Linked DNA regions of Homo sapiens: all the other regions are linked to region 3. The links are chromatin contacts, found by Hi-C or POLR2A ChIA-PET in ENCODE. All regions are on one chromosome and are shown on one strand. The core of a region is the stretch at or near the end of the contact, and the rest is flanking DNA. Distances in the headings are between cores, read along the strand shown.

The links. A loop is a pair of places that touch in the nucleus more often than their neighbours do. ChIA-PET counts read pairs that join two places held with the same protein, here RNA polymerase II (POLR2A). Pooled maps may share reads with other maps.
Region 1: a pooled map shows a loop between it and region 3 (2.4-fold over the local background). The contact joins the promoter of LINC01224 here to the promoter of ZNF724 in region 3. A Hi-C loop is called at or near these places in 1 of 50 pooled maps. POLR2A ChIA-PET finds 5 or more read pairs at or near these places in 4 of 52 experiments (WTC11, activated T-cell and activated naive CD4-positive, alpha-beta T cell).
Region 2: a map of OCI-LY7 shows a loop between it and region 3 (2.0-fold over the local background). The contact joins the enhancer-like site here to the promoter of ZNF724 in region 3. A Hi-C loop is called at or near these places in 1 of 168 maps with a recorded cell type or tissue (OCI-LY7), 8 of 37 single-sample maps with no recorded cell type and 6 of 50 pooled maps. POLR2A ChIA-PET finds 5 or more read pairs at or near these places in 8 of 52 experiments (AG04450, H1, OCI-LY7 and 3 more).

What each region holds. Positions count from the first base shown.
Region 1 is chr19:23,414,824-23,417,890 of GRCh38, forward strand. LINC01224 (long intergenic non-protein coding RNA 1224) reads right to left here and starts at 1,251. Exons shown (of 5, transcript NR_126449.1): 1 at 1,071-1,251. The region is part of intron 2 of LOC105372335 (a long non-coding RNA gene); the gene reads left to right. RefSeq lists enhancers at 218-875, 876-1,531.
Region 2 is chr19:23,069,982-23,072,973 of GRCh38, forward strand. No RefSeq gene overlaps it. Among named protein-coding and RNA genes, the nearest start is that of LINC01858, 10 kb to the left of the region's middle. Within about 2 kb of position 1,395, at least 2 of the 41 ENCODE cell types and tissues checked have a DNase peak (open chromatin) inside an H3K27ac peak, as active enhancers do.
Region 3 is chr19:23,248,813-23,251,678 of GRCh38, forward strand. ZNF724 (zinc finger protein 724) reads right to left here and starts at 1,582. Exons shown (of 4, transcript NM_001355404.2): 1 at 1,428-1,582. The coding sequence starts at 1,430. RefSeq lists an enhancer at 1,203-1,492 and a silencer at 1,623-1,682.

The DNA of each region.
Region 1 (3,067 bases), core at 1-2,500, 170 kb after region 3:
TCCTGCTTGCCATACATTAGGAAGTCACAGAGGAAAACCAGTCCTCCTGTGGAGTGTTATTTAAAAAGCAGGAAATTAGACTGAAGGGGCTCTAGTGCCCTGTGTTCATAAGTAAAAAATGTAAAACCTATCTCGGATTCACTTCTTATAAATTATTTTAGGCAGAAACAAAATTCAGGCTTAACCTGCAATTAACCTCTGATTACATAACCAGGAAATTTCCACCCGAATCATACAAATAAGGTGACTACATAAACTGTAACCAATTCTTGAATTTGGTTTGCCTTCTCACACGCCCTTTTCAAAACCCTTCCCTTTTTGCCTTTCAGGTGGCCCACATATTATGGCTGGGTGCTTTCCATTTCACTAATCACTGCTCAGATAAACTCGTTAACGTTTTAACGTTGACTCCCTTTACTTTGCAAGAGAAGAAGCTGGGCGCGGTGGCTCATGCTTGTAATCTTAGCACTTTGGGAGGCCGCGGCGGTGGGGGGATCACTTGAGTCCAGGGGTTCCAGACCAGCTTCCACCATGGCGAAACCACTTCTCTACTAGAAATACAAAAATCAGCCAGGCGTGGTGGTGCAGGTCTTTAATCCCAGCTTTTCGGGGGGCTTAGGCACGAGAATCGCTTGAACCTGGGAGGCGGAGGTTGCAGTGATCACGCCATTGCACTCCAGCCTCGGCGACAGAGCAAGACTTTGTCTCAAACAAACCAACAAAATGTTTAACAAAAGAGACTGGGAGCCCCACCGGCCACAGCTCCTCCTACGCACACACGAGTCGGGATTCTGCCCTGATGACCCGCCTGGCATCCCTGAACAATCTGGGAAACACTCGGGGCTGCGTGCAGAGCTGCCCAGGGAGCTCCAGATAGGGCGCCGCAGGGACTGGGCGGGACGCGCGGGTCATTGCTGCGGGCCCAGCCACCATCTTGCGGCCAGAGGGACCTGGGACGGAGCTGCGCCAGCAGGGACTCAGGTCGGCAACCCAGGAGCGGTGAGGAGGCCAGTCCCGTCGGTTTCTCAGCCAGCTCTCCCCTCTCGGGATGCTCAACCCCTCACACTCACCCTTTCCCACCTTCTGGAATGTCCTGGCATCTTAGCTGTCTGTGCACGTCCCAGGACCTGCAGATCACAGGGCAACAGCCTGTCACCGGCTGGGGCGAGAGGGGGGCAGAGGTGGAGGACGTTGAATAGCAGAAAGCGATCCCAAGCTCTGGCTGCAGCGAGAGACAAAAGCCCCGCCAAATGCCGGATGCCACGCCCTCCTCTCCAACTGTGCCACTGATTCGATAAAGCACCAGCACTCGCCCAGTACCACTCCCTCCACCCCCAGGAAAACAGGCTAAAGCAGGGAGTGTCAACCATAGGGAATTACAGCCAATTAAGAAGTAAGCTGAGACTTGAAATGAACTTGCTCTTTCCCTTACCTGGGTCTGCTTGTATAATGCATCTTATTTGCTACTTAAGGGTAAGAAAAGAACATTTGGATTATTTTTGTTTGTTTGAGACTGAGTTTTGCTCTTATTGCCCAGGCTTGAGTGCAATGGTGTGATCTTGTTTCACTGCAACCTCTGCCTCCCAGGTTCAAGTGATTCTCCTGCGTCAGCCTCCCGAGTAGCTGGGATTACAGGCGCATGCCACCACACCCAGCTACTTTTTGTATTTTTAGTACAGACGGGGTTTCGCCAAGTTGGGCAGGCTGGTCTCGAACTCCTGACCTCAGGTGATCCTCCCACCCCAGCCTCCCAAAGTGCTGGGATTACAGGCGTGAGCCACCATGCCTGGCCCATTTGAACATATTTTAACAACTTTTTAATGATTTTGATAATGCAGGAAAGACCCTCATCCCATCCCTGAGTACCTCTCTCATCATGCTATACCACGCTGTTGACCACATCGTGGGATGGCCATTAGGAATGGGGCAGGGGTGGGGGAAAGCGGTGGCTGAGAATGGTTAAGCAAAAATTATGTTACCCAAATTTGTTTATTTTAGAAAGACTTCTCAATCATTCTGTGTGAAGTGTGTATTCCAGGGTAATTGTGCCCTGACTGCACTGCATCTCAATCTGACTTCTCTTTTTTAAAATCACTGGATTACTGTCACTAATGGGGTATTTTATTTTCTATTTTATTTCTATTTGAAAATGGCCAACTGTCCTTTGTGGGTGTCCTGATTTGATTTGCTGGGTTAGACCATGGAGGTAAGAGTGAGGAAATATTGGGTCACATCAGAATAACTTATTCTCATTTAGAGAATATATAGGAATTTTTTCTTTTTTGAGATGGAGGTTTGCTTTTGTTGCCCAGAAGGGAGTGCAATCGTGTGATCTTGGCTCACTGCAACCTTCTTCTCCTGGGTTCAAGCGATTCTCCTGCCTCAACCTCCCGAGTAGCTGGGATTACAGGCTCCCACCACCATGCCCTGGGTCTGTCAGGGTTTCATCATATTGGCCAGGCTGGTCTTAAACTCCTGACCTCAGGTGATCCACCTGCCTCGGCCTCCCAAAGTACTGGGAATACAGGCATGAGCCACCGCGCCCAGCCAGGAATTTCTTAATAATATATAACAGTTTTCTCAATACCCATTTTATATGTATATGTATGTGTATATATATATATATATATATATATATATATATATATATATATATTTTTTTTTTTTTTTTTGAGACAGTGTTTCACTTTTGTTACCCAGGCTGGAGTGCAATGGCATGATCTCAGCTCACCTCAACCCCCACCTCCTGGGTTCAAGCGATTGTCCTGCCTCAATCCTCCCAGCCTCCCGAGTAGCTGGGATTATAAGAATGCGCCACCACGCCCGGCTAATTTTGTATTTTTAGTAGAGATAGGGTTTCTCCGTGTTGGTCAGGCTGGTCTTGAACTCCTGACCTCAGGTGATCCGCCCACCTCGGCCTCCCAAAGTGTTGGGATTACAGCCATTTGCCACCGTGCCCGGCCAATACCATTATATTTAACAGTGATAGCTTACAGGGCAGGGAGGGGACACATATGACACAACCTTAGAATTTTAATTTGGTCGTAAGTTTTTTTGTTTTGTTTTG
Region 2 (2,992 bases), core at 145-2,644, 180 kb before region 3:
AGCACTTCGGGAGGCCAACGCGGGCTGATCACCTGAGGTCGGGAGTTCGACACCAGCCTGACCAACATGGAGAAACCTCGTCTCTGCTAAAAATACAAAATTAGCCAAGTGTGGTGGCACATGCCTGTAATCCCAGCTACTCGGGAGGCTGAGGCCCGAGAACCGCTTGAACCCAAAAGGCGGAGGTTGCAGTGAGCCGAGATCGCGACTTTGCACTCCAGCCTGGGTAACAAGAGCAAAACTCCGTCTCAACAAGCAAACAAACAAAAAACAGCAACTCAATGTACTGTGGAAACAAACTTGAAGTGGGGCTAGGAAAACAAAAAAAAGAAAACAAAAACAGAAAGATCCCCTGAGCCTCAGCTACTCGGAGGCCGAAAAGAAAGGATTGCCTGGGTGAGCCCGGGAAGGTGGAGGTCGCAGTGAGCAGTAATCGCACCCTCTACTGGATCTTAGCGGTTCTGCAGCCGAGGAGAGCCATCTGGTCCGTCTTAAATATTTCAAGCTGGTGGCCAAGTCCTACACTCTTGGCCGACATCTGGTGGACCCGGCGGCCGGACTGAGAAGCCAGCAGGTAGAGGCCCAGCGGATCCACCCTACAGGCCAAGGGTGGCGCTCGCGGCCTGAAGCTGTTTTTCTGGCATCTAAGTCGCCAACCTTCCTTCCCACCGCGCCCCCAACCCCCATCTGCTGATCGATGTGGGCGGTGGAAAGAGGAGCAAGGGCTCAAGCGCAGGGACTGCCCCCCCGGTGACCATCCCACCCGCGGGGTGGGAGAGGGCAGGGACCCAGACTGCCACCCCCGGGCCCTCACAGCCATACCTGGGATGGGGCCTGCCGGGCCACACCCCCGGACACCTGCAACTGAACCATCCATACCATGCTTCCCCAGCCCTATCCCAGCCGGTGGATCGAGCTGCCACCACCCCCACTCCCAGGAATGAGGGGAGGAGCCAGGAACCAGAGGGGTGGGAGGCCAAGCAGGGGAGCCCCCCAACCCAAGGCACCCACCACGCAGCACGCCGTCCCTTTCGGCGCTCGGAAAGCCCTCGGGCGAACCCCTCCCGAGCCCACCCCTCCCGGGACCTCAGAAGATGGCTCAGGACGGCCCCTGACTCTCCATGGGGACTTGGGAATAAACTCGGCAGGCGCCTCAGACAGTCGGGACCAGCGTGGGCGTCCCTGGCCCCCTGCGTCAGGCCTGGTGGGTCCTGCGGGTCGGGCCTCGGCAGTTGCAGTGCGCTTGGGATCAGCCGGGGCAGCCCCACACTCGGCTCGGGCTGGGAGCGCGGGGACAGCCTCCCAAGCCACAGCCCTGCGCGCCCGACCTCCGACTCACAAGGGACGCGCCAGAGCTCTGGTCCCATTGAGACAGTTCAGCTGAAGGCTGCGGGCCTTCCCGAGCTCCGCCCAGCTCACAGCGGGGACGGTCCCTCCCTCGGCAGCTGCCGCTGGAGCTCCGGAGGACAAGAGAACTTAGAGAGGTGGCCTCAGTGGAGCCCGACAACCAGCGCGAACGTCAACAAGACAGATCGAGATGGCAAGGGCAGCTCGTGGGCGAAATGGATCCACCCGACCCCAGAAATGATCCCCGATACGTGGCTCTGCATAGACCACGACAGAGTCCAGTCAAAGACAACCCGTGGGTGTGGGTGTTTGCAGATGCTTGGAGATGCATCTCAGCGGGAGAAAGAATGACCAGGACTCGGTAGTGGGTGGTTTAGGACACAGGGAGATACAGAATGAGGAGACTGTCCCAGAATCCACACAAAGACGGACAGACGACGAACGGAAGGAAGGAAATAAAACAGAAAAAAAAAAAAGAAAGAGAAGAGAGAGAAAAAAAATGAAGAAAGAGAAAGAAATATCAAAAGAAAAATAGAGAAAATAATGAAAAGAAAAAGGGAAGATGAAAAAGGAAGGAAAAAGGTGGAGAGACACAAAAAGAAAAAGGAAGAAATGAAGGAAAAAAGGAAAGAAGAAAGAGAGAGGGGAAAAAAAGAATACAAAGAAAAAAGAAGAAAATAAAAGAGGGCAGAGCATGGTGGCTCATGCCTGTAATTCCAACACTTTGGGAGGCTGAGGTGGGAGAATCACTTGAGCCTAGGAGGTTGAGACCAGCCCTGACAACATAGTGAGGCCCTGCCTCTACTAAAAGTTAGCCAGGCATGATGCCACATTCCTGTAGTAGGAAGGAAGGAAGGCAGGAGAGGAGGAAAAAAAGGGAGGAAGGTAGGAATGTTGAGAGAAAGGCAGGAAGGAAGACAGGAGGGAATGAAGGAAGTTAGGGACCAGGTTCTACAAGGAGGAAATGTTAAAAAGAAACAGAGAAAAAGAAAGGAAGAGAGAAACACAGGAAGAAAAAGGGAAGGACAGTAAGAAAGAGACAGAAAGGGAGAAATTATGAAAATAGAAAGAAAAGAAAAAAAGTAGAAAGATGAAAATACATCTCTAAAAGAATAATAGGCGGGGCATCGTGGCTCATGCCTGTAATCCTAGCACTTTGGGAAGTCCAGGTGGGTGGCTCATGAAGTCAAGAGATCAGGACCATCCTGGCCAACATGGTGAAACCTCATCTCTACTAAAAATGCAAAAATTTGCTGGGCATCGTGGTGCGTGCCTGCAGTCCCAGCTACTTGGGAGGCTGAGGCAGGAGAATCACACATACACACAAAACCTGCTGCCTCAGGCTTTAAACACACACGTTTTCTGTAATCCAGGCTCATTTGATTGTGAGGGCTGTTGTCAGAAATGTTACTAAGAGAGGAATATGCATAAATTAGATCACATTTAAGGTTATGCTTATAATGCCACTTGAGTGGGAAGCAAGAGAGTGGAGTTACAGGCACCCAGCTGGGGTTTACCCACACCAGGTTGGTTCTTTCTCTTTTTTTTTTTTTTTGAGACAGAGTATCACTCTGTCACTCAGGCTGGAGTGCAGAGGCATGATTTCAGCTCATTGCAACCTCCGCCTCCTGGGTTAGAGCAGTTC
Region 3 (2,866 bases), core at 332-2,831:
ACTGAAACTCTGTCTCTACTAAAAATACAAAAATTAGCCGGGCATGGTGGTGGGCGCCTGTAATTCCAGCTACTTGGGAGGCTGAGGCAGGAGAATCACTTGAACCCGGGAGGTGGAGGTTGCAGATCGTGCCACTGCACTCCAGCTTGGGCGTCAGTGCAGGACTCCGTCTCAAAAAAACAAAACAAACAAACAAACAAAAAAAACTAAGAAGAAGAAAAGAGGAGAGAAACAAACAAACAAAGACAGGAAGACAGAAAGAATATAACTGTACCTAACCAATTATTGAATTTGGGATTTTTGCATCATGCACCTTATCAAAGTCCTTCAAGCCCCTCTTATAAACCAAAAACTACAACCCATAGGGGTGCTCTAAAATTTTTGAACCACTCTTTGATTAAATTATTTAATATTTTTGCAGAGACTGCCTTTTTTTTTTTTTTTTCTAGACAGAGTCTTCTTACTCTGTCGCCCAGGCTGGAGTGCAGTGGCGCGATCTTGGCTCACTGCAACCTCCTCCCAGGTTCAAGCGATTGTCCCGCCTCAGCCTCCCGAGTGGCTGGGATTACAAGCATGCGCCACTATGCCCGGCTTTTTTTTTTTGAGACAGAGTCAAGCTCTGTCACCCAAGCTGGACAGCAAATGGCGTCAGCTCGCCTCACTGCAACCTCCGCCTCCCGGGTTCAAGCGATTTTTCTGCGTCAGCCTCCTGAGTAGCTGGGATTACAGGACCGCGCCACCACGCCCGGCTAATTTTTTGTATTTCTAGTAGAAACGGGGGTTTCACCATGTTGGTCAGGCTGGTCTCGAACTCCTGACCTCGTAATCCGCCCACCTCGGCCTCCCAAAGTGCTAGCATTATAGGCGCAGGCCACTGTGCCAGACTAATTTTTATATTTTTAGTAGAGATGGGGTTTCGCCATGTTGGCCAGGCTGGTCTCGAACTCCTGGCCTCGGGTGATCCGCCCGCCTCGGCCTCTCGAAGTGCTGGGATTACAGGCGTGAACCAAAGCGCCCGGCCTGCCATAAATTTTTAATAGGGGGAAAGATGAACTGGAAACGCAGCGGACTAAAGCCCTTCCCATTCATGAACCCGCTCCCCGAGTCAGGATTCTCCCCTGACTACCCTCCCTTGGTCCCTGCACAATCTGGGAGAGACGCTGCGCTGCGGGAGCAGAGCTGCCCAGAGAGGGCTCCAGGTCAGGGCACAGTCACTGGGCGGGGAAGAGACAAGACGCCCGGGGGCCGGCTGTCAGCGAAGCCGCCATCTTATGGCTGAAGGGGACTGAGGCCCAGCTGGGCAAGGAGAACTCAGGGCGCAGTTTGTGGAGATGACTGCGGGGAGGCCCGAGTCCGCCACAGCCACTTCCCACAGGTTTCAACCAGCCCCTCCCTCTCTCTCCGGATGTCGGAGCCGCCACTCTCACCATTTCTAGGCTTCCAGGGGAGGCCCTGGCGTCTTAGCTGTGGATCTCCCAATGCTTGCAGGTCAGAGGGCCACAGAGGCTGGGCCTCTAAGAGCAGGGGACACAAAGCAGGGAAGACGAGACCAAGCGCTCCAGCTGCAGCGAGAGACAAAGGCCCCGCCAAATCCCGGAAGCCGCCCTGTCCGCTCCAGTTGCGTGCCTGATTGGACGGTCCCCAGCTCAGGGTCCCTGATTGGAAAACGTCTAAGGCCCAGCCCCTTCAGGCCTTAAGTGACAGAAGACCTGACCAAACGCTGGACTGAATGAAGAAAGAGTGACAGCCTAAGCTGCAGCGTTTTCAGGCAGGGCTTCCTCCCTGAGCTTAGCCCACCCCGGAGGGTATTTGCATTTGACCTCGTGTATGAGGTTTCATGTATTTATAAATAACATACTATACGGCTATTCACAAATGAAAAATATATAATAACAATAATTTTAAAATTTCAGTTTTTATGATCTTCCTGGCTTCTGGCATTTGAGCAAGCAGCCTGAGACTTTTTTAAAAAGGCAATCCTCTGAAATAAAATATAAGCCACATGTGAATTTTGAATTTTCTAGTAGCCAACTTTAAAAAGAAACAAGAAAAAGGTGGAGTTGATTGTAACAATTTAACTTACCCAATATATCCAAAATATTATCAGTTTAATATGTGAGCAATAATTATATATGTATATACATGTATATGTATGTATATATGTATATATGTGTGTATATATGTATATATGTATGTGTGTATATATGTATATATATGTGTGTGTGTATATATATATACATATATATATATATATATATATATATATATATATATATCACTAAATCTTTGAAACTCACTCTGTATTTTACCATTCCAGCACATCGCAGTTTAGACCAGCGACATTCCAGGCACCCAGGAGCCACACGTGGCCAATAGCTGCCATATTGAAGTGCAGCTGCGATGTCAGCTGAGTGAAGGGCCTGGACATCAGAGGTGGGGGAAAGCCTCTTCCTACCAACATCTCTTCAGTTCCCAGGGTGGAACAGATAGTGGCCATAAAAGAGCAGAAGGCAGCAAGAATAAAATAACCACACATAGACCACTGCTGGCCACCTGTTGACCACCTTCCTTCCAGATTAAACAGTGAACAACAAGTGATGGGGTGACAGGAGAAGTAAACTCTATGTCTTCATATCTGTCCAGTCTTTTTTGAGACAGACTTTCACTCTTATTGCCCAGGCTGGAGTGCAGTGAAGTGCAATGGCAGGATCGCGGCTCACCACAACCTCCACCTCCCAGGTCCAAGCAATTCTCCTACCTCAGCCTCCCAAGTAGCTGGGATTACAGGCACGTGCCACCACACCCAGCTAATCTTTTGTATTTTTATTAGAGACAGGGTTTCTCCATGTTGGTCAGGCTGGTCTTG